Linked DNA regions of Homo sapiens: region 1 is linked to region 2. A link is a contact called in ENCODE Hi-C or POLR2A ChIA-PET data. All regions are on one chromosome and are shown on one strand. Each heading gives the region's core, a stretch centred on a gene start or an enhancer-like site at or near the end of the contact. The rest is flanking DNA. Distances are from core to core; before and after follow the strand shown.

Region 1 (5,469 bases), core at 2,762-5,261, 72 kb before region 2:
GAGGTCAGGAGATTGAGACCACCCTGGCCAACATGGTGAAACCTCGTCTCTACTAAAAATACAAAAATTACAGGCCGGACGCGGTGGCTCACACCTGTAATCCCAGCACTTTGGGAGGCCAAGGCGGGCACATCATGAGGTCAGGAGATCAAGACCATCGATCTCCCAACACGGTGAAACCCCGTCTCTACTAAAAAATACAAAAAAATTTAGCTGGGCATTGTGGCAGGCACCTGTAGTCCCAGCTACTTGGGAGCCTGAGGCAGAAGAATCACTTGAACCCGGGAGGCGGAGGTTGCAGTGAGCCTAGATCACGCCACTGCATTTCAGCCTGGTGACAGAGCCAGACATCATCAAAAAGAAGGCCGATTTCATGTGGTTTTTCCTGGCTGTCGGTGAGTCCACAGCTAAGAAAACACTAATTCAGTACAACCTAAAGTGTAATCTGCTAGTATCTTTTACAGCTGGTGGTGGTAAAAATATGTGTACAGCGGAAGAATAATTGGACAAATTTACAAAACTTGTGAAAATGTAAGGTGGTTTATTCATTGTGTTATTCATCAGCAGGTACTTTGCAGAAAATATCTTAATTTATCATGTGTTATTGAACTCTTAGCATCAGTAATTTTACTTGGTTTTGTGAATCATCATCAGTTCCATAAGTTTTTGTCAGAAATAGAAGCTGAATATTCTGATGTGCCCTGCCGCGCAGTAGTTTGATGGCTTAGCAGTGGTAGTTTTCTTTCAACTTTTTGAGCTCAGGGCTGAGATTGAAAATTTTCTGAATGAGGAGAATCGCTCCCAACCACTATTGAATGCTGAATGGCTTTGGAAATTAGCTTTTGCTGCAGACTAGGTAATGTTTGTTAATGAATTCAACCTAAAACTCCAAAGTAAAACAGTGCTTATGCAAACCCTATGCTTCAGGGAAGTCATGTTGATGACAGCAAATGTTTAAATCATATGTCATGTTAAACTGCCTTGTATACTTCCTGTGCTGGCAAAAGTGAAAACAAAGGCAAGCTCTCCATTCCTACACACATGTTCCAAATGCAGGCTATAGTTCTATCAGGGATTTTGCATCTCAATGTGAACACAAAGGAAATTTCTCTAATTTGAAATCCACTGGGTGGGCGTGGTGGCTTATGCCTATAATCCCAGCACTTTGGGAGGCAAAGGTGGGTAGATCACTTGAGGTCAGGAGTTCAAGACCAGCCTGGCCAAGATGGGGAAACCCCATCTCTACCAAAAAATACAAAAATTAGCCAGGTGTGGTAGCGCATGCCTGTAATCCCAGCTACTCAGGAGGCTGAGGCAGGGGAATCGCTTGAGTGTGGGAGACAGAGGTTGCAGTGAGCTGAGATCACGCTGCTGCACTCCTGCCTGGGCGACAGAGTGAGACTCCATCTAAAAAATAAAAATAAAAAATCCATTAATCTGCGCAACTGAGTTTATGCCAAATCTTCAACTGGAAGAGATTAAAAGAGAAGTATTAAGATTAATAGAATTCTGGCCAGGCATGGTGGCTCATGCCTGTAATCCCAGCACATTGGGAGGTTGAGGCGGGCGGATCACCTGAGGTCAGGAGTTCAAGACCAGCCTGGGCAAATATGGTGAAACACTGTCTCTACTAAAAAATACAAAAATTAGCCAGGTGTGGTCACGGGCACCTGTAATCCCAGCTACTCGGGAGGCTGAGGCAGGAAGAATCGCTTGAACCTGGGAAGCAGAGGTTGCAGTGAGCCGAGATTGCGCCACTGCACTCCAGCCTGGTCAACAGAGCGAGACTCTGTCTTAAAAAAAAAATTAGTAGAATTCTACAATTGTCATCTAAGAGATGGATATCCTGAATAAAAATTATATTCTTGGCCGGGTGCAGTGGCTCACGCCTGTAATCCCAGCACTTTGGGAGGCTAAGGCGGGTGGATCACGAGGTCAGGAGATCGAGACCACAGTGAAACCCCGTCTCTACTAACAATACAAAAAATTAGCCGGGCGTGGTGGCAGGCGCCTGTAATCCCAGCTACTTGGGAGGCTGAGGCAGGAGAATGGCGTGAACCCAGGAGGCAGAGCTTGCAGTGAGCTGAGATTGCGCCACTGCACTCCAGCCTGGGCACAGAGCGAGACTCCATCTCAAAAAAAAAAAAAAAATATTATATGCTTGAGCCTTGGCAACACAGTGAAACCCCATCTCTACAAAAAATACAAAAATTAGCTGGGCATGGTGGCTGTGGTCCCAGCTACCTGGGAGGCTGAAGTGGGAGGATCGCCTGAGCCCAGGAGGTTGAGGCTGCAGTGAGCTATTGCGCCACTGCACTCCAGCCTGGGTGACAGAGTGAGACTGTCTCAAAAAGGAAAAAAAAAAAAAAAACAAGCCCACATGCTTGTGGAATGTTATCAGCATTTAGCAATACCTATGTATGTGAAAAGACATTTTCAAAGATGAAATACATAAAAATCTCATTACAGGCCAGGTGTGGTGGCTCACACCTGTAATCCCAGCACTTTGGGAGGTCAAAGCAGGGGAGGATTACTTGAGCTCAGGAGTTCATGACCAGCCCGGGTAACATAGCGAGATCTTATCTGTACTAAAAATAAAAAAAATTTAGCTGGGCATGGGGGCACGCGCCTATAGTCCAGCTACTCCAGAGGCTGAGGTGGGAGGATCACTTGAGCTCAGGAGGTTAAGGCTGCAGTGAGCCCTGCTTGAGCCGCTGCACTCCAGCCTGGGCAACAGAGCGAGCCCCTGCCTTATAAAAAGAAAAATGTGTGTGTGTGTGTGTGTGTGTGTGTGTGTGTGTATAATATATATGTATGTATTATAGAATCAGAATTAACAATGAACATTTGTAATCCATTTTGATGAAAGGGATCCCCCAACTTTGCAAATTGTTATCCCCTCAAAAAGAAATCTAAAGTCCGCTGGGCGTGGTGGCTCACGCCTGTAATCCTAGCACTTTGGGAGACTGAGGCGCTTGAACCCCAGGGGCAGAGATTGCAGTGAGCTGAGATCACACCACTTCACTCTATCCTGGGCAAAAAAGCGAGACTCCGTCTCAAAAAAAAAAAAAAAAAGAAATCTAAAGTCTAAAATATTTACCATCTGGTCCTTTACAAGAAGAGTTTGCTGGCCGGGCACAGGGGCTCATGCCTGTAATCCCGGCACTTTGGGAGGCCGAGGCGGGCGGATCGCAAGTTCAGGAGATCAAGACCATCTGGCTAACATGGTGAAACCCCGTCTCTACTAAAAATACAAAAAAAAAAATTAGCCAGGCGTGGTAGCATGCACCTGTAGTCTCAGCTACTTGGGAGGCTGAGGCAGGAGAATTGCTTGAACCTGGGAGGCAGAGGTTGCGGTGAGTGAGCCAAGATCGCACCACTGCACTCTAGCCTGGGCGACAGAGGGAGACTCCGTCTCAAAAAAAAAAAAGCAAGAGTTAAATTTTGGGCCGGGCGCGGTGGCTCACGCCTGTAATCCCAGCACTTTGGGAAGCCGAGGCGGGCGAATCACAAGGTCAGGAGTTCGAGACCAGCCTGGCCAACATGGTGAAACCCTGTCTTTACTAAAAATAGAAAACATTAGCTGGGCGTGGTGGCGGGTGCCTGTAATCCCAGCTACTAGGGAGGCTGAGGCAGGAGAATTGCTTGAACCTGGGAGGCAGAGATTGCAGTGAGCTGAGATTGCGCCACTGCACTCTAGCCCAGGCAACAGTGTGAGACTCCGTCTCAAAAAAATAATAATAATAGTAAGAGTTAAATTCGGGCTCTAGGAAGAGGGTTGAGCACCATGCAGTGTCATCTGGACAGAGAAAGGCCAGAAACAGGGAAGTCAGTTTAGGAAAAGGTCTTAAGTCCCTGACCCAGGGCAGTGGGAATGGAAGTGAAGAGGCTTAACATGGAATCTGTAGCTCACTGTCTGTCCTGATCTGTGAGAGCCCTGCCAGCCAGAGCCTCTGTGGAGTCTCATCTGCACGTGGCACTGTGGACATGTCTGCCCCAAGTCAGCAGGCTCACCAGGTCTAGCCCCTGTCCTCGGGGACCTTTCCTTCTCCAGGACAGACTGTGCCCAGAGGCAGGCTGAACATATCCTAGGTTTCTCCTCCTGCCTCCCTGTGCTTTCATGAGGCACTGACACCAGGCAGGCATGTGTCACTCTTAGAACTACCAGGTTTAGCAAATAAAAATAAAGGATGCCAGCTGGGAATAGTGGCGTATACCTGCAATCCCAGCTACTCTGGAGACTGGGGCAGGAGGATTGCCTGAGGCTGAGAGTTTGAGGCTGTGGTATGCCATGATTGAGCCTGTGAACAGCCACTGCACTCCAGCCTGGGCAACATAACAAGACCCTGTCTCTTAAAAACAAAACAGGATGCCAGTTACGTTGGAAACAGATAATTTATGTATTTATGTATTTATTTATTTATTTTTGAGATGGAGTTTTGCTCTTATTGCCCTGGCTGGAGTGCAATGGCACGATCTTGGCTCACTGCAACCTCCGCCTCCTGGGTTCAGGTACTTCTACCTCAGCCTCCTGAGTAGCTGGGACTACAGGCACACGCCACCACGCCCAGCTAATTTTTGTATTCTTTTAGTGGAGACATGGTTTCACCAGGTTGGCCAGGATGGTCTCGATCTGTTGACCTTGTGATCTGCCCGTCTTAGCCTCCCAAAGTGCTGGGATTACAGGCATGAGCCACCGTGCCCAGCCGTTTTTTTATATTTTTAGTAGAGACCGGGTTTCAGCAGTTTGGCCAGTCTGGTCTTGAACTCCAGACCTCAGGTGATCCGCCCGCCCCAGCTTCCCAAAGTGCTAGGATTACAGGCATGAGCCACCGTGCCTGACCAGAAGCAGATAATTTCTTTAGGATAAGTATGTCCCATGCAATATTTGAGACTTAATTAGGCTAAAATATTATTCATTGCTTATATGAGATTCCAGTTTAACTGGATGTTCCTTCCTTAATCTGCCCATTCTAACCATGCCTCACTCTTCTGTGTTCCTGGCTCGGGGCCCAGCTTCCCTCTTTCAGGAAAGTTCCTTCTCTCCCATTTTCTGTTACCTCCTGAGGTAGTTTCTTTGTGGGTCCAAAAAGTCAGGAAGAGGATGTACCTCCCAGGAGAGGGATGGTCCTACCAGTTTGAGGAATGGGTATCCCAGCTCAGTGCCAGGCGTGGTACCTTTGTGTAGCAGGAGGGCACAGCTTTTTGTCTAACCAGACAGTAAAGGAGAAGAACCTTTGCTTCAAATGCCAAAGGGACCAGAAGAGCATCAGGCCATAGGGAGGCTTCCAGATTTCTGCCTGGGGTCTTCAGGATGTACCTGGAGCCCAGAGATGAGGCCCTTGAAATTTGCAGTTTGCCTCCTGTACCTCACCTCATCCTCCTTTTCTCTTTTCCAGTTCCCTTCCTATTCCACGCACATCCACGAAGGTACTGGGAGCTCTTAGAACCAGACATACTCTGTTTCTA
Region 2 (5,648 bases), core at 1-2,500:
CAGAGGCGCCAAGACCGGGCTGGAGGCCAAAGGAAACTGGGGGCGGGAGGTAGAGGCCGCGGCTCACATGCTCCCACCACTGGCCCCCGGAACAGCTGGACAGAGAATCTGTGTGCCCGGTCGCCCTCTGCCGCCCTCCTGCCGCCTGCCACACCCATCGAAAGCTGCTGCCTCAGCCCAGGGCAAATCTGAGCTGAGACCGGCGTGACCCTCCGGGCGGGAGCAGCAGCCACGCTACCGGAACCCCGCGGGCCTAACCCGGCTCCCTCCCGCCTACACCCCCATAGACCCCGGCCCGGCTTCAGGTCCCCTGCCCGCTCTTCGCGTCCTTGTCCTGTTCTCACGTCCCTCCTTCCTCCCTTCCCATCTCCATCACCGCCAGCAGATGACCTTGTCAAGGCTGGAAGGGACCGCAAAGATCCTCAGGTTAGAGGAGGAGATTAAGACCCAACCCGGGAAGACTGGGGGGTCCAAGGTCCTCGGCCCGCTCGCGCGCGGTCGGTCACCAGCCCCGGCTCACCCGAGTGTGCCCCCGGAGCCCACCTCCTGAAGCGCGCGCTCCTGCTCCAGCGGCACCAGCTCGTGGCCGCGGTGCTCCTGTGCGGCGCAGGCCTCGCACAGACACACGCGCTCCGCGCGGCAGTAGCGCTCGAGCGGCCGTAGGTGGCGCGGGCACAGGCTCTCCTCTAGCCGGCGCAGCGGCGGCACCAGGCGGTGTCCGCGGAGGGCGGGGCTGCGCTCGTGCGGGCCCAGGTGCGCGGGGCAAAAGGAGGCGAGGCAGGAGAGGCAGGACAGCGCGGCGGGCAGGGCCGCGCCCTCGGGGCACGCGTCGCAGCGCACTGGCTCTTCGCCCGCGGGCCACGGCTCGGGAGCGCAGGGGGCCGACGGCTCCGGGACACTGGGCAGCGCGCTGGGTGCCGAGGGCTCCGGGGCCAGGGCAGGGGCCGGGCCGGGGCCGGACCCGGGGCCCGAGCCCTGGCGGAGCTGCAGCAGCTCGGACAGCGTGTGGTTCTTGCGGAGCTGAAGGCCGTCGGGGAAGGGCTCCTGGCACAGCGGGCAGCGGGCCGCGCCTCCGGGTCCGCCGGCTCCACTCGCGCCACGATGCGGCCAGAGCGCGCCCAGGCAGGCGAGACAGAAGTTGTGGCCGCAGGGCAGCGTCACCGGCTCCCGGAGTGGCTCTAGGCAGATGGGGCAGCTGAAGGGTCCACTGCCGTCCATGACTCCGCGGCCGCCCAGGGCGCCGCCGATTGTGCTCCGGCCTGGGAGGGACCCGGGCCGTTCGCGCCGCGGCACCTCCCCCTGGGACCTAGGCCAGGGCTCCGGCCCCCGCCCGCCCCCAGCTCGGCCCGCCCCGCAGCACCGCCCGCCTGCGGGCCCGCGGACTCCCAGTCCCCGCCCAGACAACGCAGGGAGGCCTCCGAGCCCGCGCGACCCCCAGGGGAGTCCGCGTGGTCCTAAGGAAGGGCGCTGCTGAAAGGGTGTGAAACTGAGTGAGCGCGGGCGGAGAACGCGAGAGGTACAGTGGAAGGAATGGGAAGGACTCAGCCTCCATCCCTCTGGTCCTTCTGGGCCAGGCCAGCGCTCCGCAGGGGCTGGGCGCGTCTAGCTGTGTCATGCCTGCACCTTTGCGCTCGACCCCTCCCTGGCACCCTTAGCAAAGTTCCTGAGCTGCTGACTGCAGAGAAAAATAACTGCTGATGTACATATGTTTTTGCCCCTTAGCGACTCTTTTTTTTTTTTTTTTTGAGACAGAGTTCCTCTCTTGTCGCCCAGGCTGGAGTGCAGGGGCGCTATCTCGGCTCACTGCAACCTCCGCCTCCCGGATTCAAGTGATTCTCCTGCCTTAGCCTCCCAAGTAGCTGGAATTATAGGCGCTTGCCACCACACCAGGCAAATTTTTGTATTTTTTTGTAGAGACGGAGTTTCACCTTGTCCAGGCTGGTCTTGAACTCGTGACCTCAGGTGATCCACCTGCCTCGGCCTCCCAAAGTGCTGGGATTACAGGCGTGAGCCACAGCGCCCAGCTCCTTTAGCGACTCTTTACCCCAAGTAGGGAACTTGGACTTTTCTAGACCTGAAATGGGAAGTTGACGTCATTCCCTAAGTCCCTTGTCTGAGGAATGTAGTTCTGGCCCCTGGACACTGGGGACACCTGTGGTGGGGTTGGGGGTTCCCCAACTGGAAGTATTTAAAGCTCATCTAATTATGCACTTAAAGTGGTGCGTTTTATTGTATGAGTTATATCTCAATAATGTTAAGTTAAAACACTACACCAGAATGACAACAAAATAAGTAAAGTAGCACTGATTATAACCCAAAGTGTAAAATAAACATCTATGAGTCCATGCCGATATAAATAAATAATAAATTAACAAGCTGGGGAGAACAGACATATTTCGCATTGAAAATTCCAAATAATGTTTTTTTATTTTTATTTTTTTAGATGGAGTTTCGCTCTTGTCGCCCAGGCTGGAGTGCAGTGGCGCAATCTCAGCTCACTGCAACCTCTGTCTCCTGGGTTCAAGCGATTCTCCCTCCTCGGACTCTTGAGTAGCTGGGATTACAGGCGCCCGCCACCACATTTGGCTAATTTTTGTATTTTTAGTAGAGACGGGGTTTCACCATGTTGGCCAAGCTGGTCTCGAACTGCTGACTTCAGGTGATCCACCCGCCTCGGCCTCCCAAAGTGCTGGGATTACAGACATGAGCCACCGCACCCAGAGATATCTGTAATTTTGGTTAGTGACAAAGTCACAGGTAACTGCTCATACCACTCTGGTGTATTCTCTCCATTTGGAATAGAAAGAAATGCTGTGTTTCAGTAAGGTGCTGCAGCGTGGCTTCCTTCTGCAGGATCTGAGGGAGACTCTGTCCTGGGCGTCTGTCCCAGCTTCTGGTACTGGCTGGCAATTCTTGGCGTTCCTTGGCTTGTAGCTGTAAGATGCGCTCTAATATCAGTCTCTGTTGTCATTTGCCTTTTCTCTGTGTCTGTGTTCAAATGTCCTTTTTTTTTTTTTTTTTAGGGAGTCTTGCTCTGTTGCCCACTCAAACTGCTGGGCTCGAGTAATCTGCCTGCCTCAGCCTCCCAAAGTGCTAGGATTACAGGCGTGAGCCACTGTGCCCGGTGCCCATTTCCTCTTATCAGGACACCAGTTGTTGGATTAGGGCACGCTCTACTCCAGTATGCCCTCATCTTAACTCAGTCACATCTGAAAATACTCTATTTCCAAATAAGGTCACAGCCACAGGTCCTGGGGGTTAGGATCCGAATACGTCTTTTTCAGGGAACAGGATTCAACCTATAACAGTGCATAAGTAAGGAAATGTTGGAGAGAGGCCCAGGCCCAAATGTGCTAGAGGTCATGCATGTCCCCCGGTGTTCCTGGCCCTCTCTGTGTTCCAGGACCCTGGCCCTTCCCTAAACCTCAGCACACACTGCTGCTTGTCCCACACCCAAACCCTTGTCCACCTCTCCCACCGGGTCTGCATTCCTGCCTCTGTTTCCCCAGCTCTCTAGGCTTGGGGGGTGGGAAAATACCCTCAGGTCCCCTGAGACCAGACTAGAAATGTTCAGAAGGCACTTCATGAGTTCAGAGCTAAAGAGGAGAAAACACAAGCAAAAGAGCACAAATGTGCCGGGTGTGGTGGCTCACGCCTGGAATCCCAGGACTTTGGGAGGCTGAGGCGGGCGGATCACTTGAGGTCACGAGTTCCAGACCAGCCTGGTTAACATGGCGAAACCCCATCTCTACTAAAAATACAAAAAAATTAGCCGGGCGTGGTGGTGCACACACTTGTATTCCCAGCTACTCGGGAGTCTGAGGCAGGAGAATCGCTTGAACCAAGGAGGCAGAGGTTGTGCCACTGTACTCTCCAGCCTCGGTGACACAGCGAGACTCCATCTCAAAAAAAAAAAAAAAAAAAAAAGAAAAGAAAAGAAGAAAGAAAGAAGGAGGGACCCAGCCTCTTGGGGAGGGAGCTGGCTCTCCAGGCACTCAGGAACCCCTGTCTTAGTGTGTCTGGGCTGCTATCCCAGAACACCAGAGACTGGGTGGCTTATACACAACAGACACTCCTCACAGTTCTGGAGGCTGGAAGTCTGCGATCACGGTGACAGCACAGTCAGGGTTCCAGTGAGAGCTGCTTCCTGGGTTGTAGATGGCTGCCTTCCCACTGTGTCCTCACATGGCCAAGAGACAGCCAGAGAGCCTTTGGGGCCCCTTGGACAAGGGCACTCATGCCATGAATGAGGCTCCGCCCACCTGAAGACCCCACCTCCTAGGACCATCACCTTAGGGGTCAGGATCTCAACACATCAATTCTGAGGGTACACACACATTCAGACTGTTGCAACTCCAAGTGCCAAAAGAGCGGTGCAATCTGCTCCTGGGGGCTCCATGGGAAAGGCTGGGGAACTGTGGAAGTGGCATTTGAGCTGGGCTTTCACAGACTGCCAGGACTCAGGCGGGCAGAGACTGGGGTGGGAAAAGACCTTCCGGGCAGAGGGAGTAGCAGAGGGAGCCGGCCTGGGTGTGTCTGATTTGGCAGGAGGGTGGGTAATGAGTTCCATACATTGGTTTCCACCAAGAGCACTAGAGCACTTGATCAGGACTATCACTTGTTTGCCAAGCCCCAGGAGCGGTTGGGAGGCCCAGGCATCAGTGCCACCCTGCTCCGTGGCTTTGGTGCCCAGGCTGCCTGGGTTTGGTGAGGCCACAAACCTGCCTGGTTCTGGAAGGAGGGGGTGCCTTTCCGGTTGGGTCCCAGCCAACCCTCTGCTCCCCACCCACAGCCTGCTGTCCTCCCTGCTTGAAAAGATCTGCTCCCCAGGAGGAAAGCACAGAGATGCGGTTTGTCAGTGTGGTGGCATCTTGCTACTTCTTTTCTTTTTTTTTCAAATGGAGTCTCGCTCTGTCGCCCAGGCTGGAGTTCAGTGGCGCAATCTCATCTCACTGCAACCTCCACCTTCTGGGTTCAAGCGATTCTCCTGCTTCAGCCTCCCCAGTAGCTGGGATTACAGGCATGCATCACCACGCTCGGCTAAATTTTGTATTTTTTAGTGGCGATGGGGTTTCACCATGTTGGCCAGGCTGGTCTCAAACCCCTGACCTCAGGTGATCTGCCTGCCTCGGCCTCCCAAAGTGCTGGGATTACAGACGTGAGCCACCGCGCCCAGCCTGGCATCTTGCTATTTCATTTCCATTTCCAGAGTTTTGAAGTTGTTTGCCTAGTGTATTAGTTCACTTCAAAATGAATTGTCTAAGAGTCAAGGGCAAGGGTAACTGGCACCATGTGAGCTCAGCATGTTCACACCTGCCCTCATTCTGTCTGTCCAAGGACCCTATCCTAAAGGATGGCAACTGGAATTCCGATAGGTACCATGTCTTGCCAGAGGTCACATAACTTGTCCTGCAGAGGAAGCAGAATTTAAGCTCAAGAGGTTGCAGCTTGAATAATTATAAATCTCACATATGACTGTCTGGCTGTAGTAGTAGTGCTTGAGAAAAAAAGGAAAAAAATCAAACAAAAACAAGTGGCTGGGTGTGGTGGTTCACGCCTATAATCCTGGGACTTTGGGAGCCAAGGCACGAGGACTTGAGCTCAGGAGTTTGAGACCAGCCTGGGCAACACATTAAGACCCTGTCTCT

What was found. Hi-C counts contacts between places; a loop is a spot of excess contacts on that map. ChIA-PET counts read pairs that join two places held with the same protein, here RNA polymerase II (POLR2A). Pooled maps may share reads with other maps.
Region 1: a map of cardiac septum shows a loop between it and region 2 (4-fold over the local background). The contact joins the enhancer-like site here to the promoter of TRIM47 in region 2. A Hi-C loop is called at or near these places in 1 of 168 maps with a recorded cell type or tissue (cardiac septum) and 3 of 50 pooled maps. POLR2A ChIA-PET finds 5 or more read pairs at or near these places in 7 of 52 experiments (BJ, GM12878, H1 and 4 more).

Annotation. Positions count from the first base shown.
Region 1 is chr17:75,803,045-75,808,513 of GRCh38, forward strand. All of the region lies in intron 1 of UNK (unk zinc finger), which reads left to right. Among named protein-coding and RNA genes, the nearest start is that of UNK, 21 kb to the left of the region's middle. Within about 2 kb of position 4,012, at least 2 of the 41 ENCODE cell types and tissues checked have a DNase peak (open chromatin) inside an H3K27ac peak, as active enhancers do.
Region 2 is chr17:75,877,331-75,882,978 of GRCh38, forward strand. It overlaps TRIM47 (tripartite motif containing 47), which reads right to left and starts at 1,251. Exons shown (of 6, transcript NM_033452.3): 1 at 544-1,251. The coding sequence starts at 1,218. It also overlaps a transcript of TRIM65 not described here. RefSeq lists enhancers at 1-625, 626-1,541 and silencers at 386-565, 576-955, 1,086-1,435.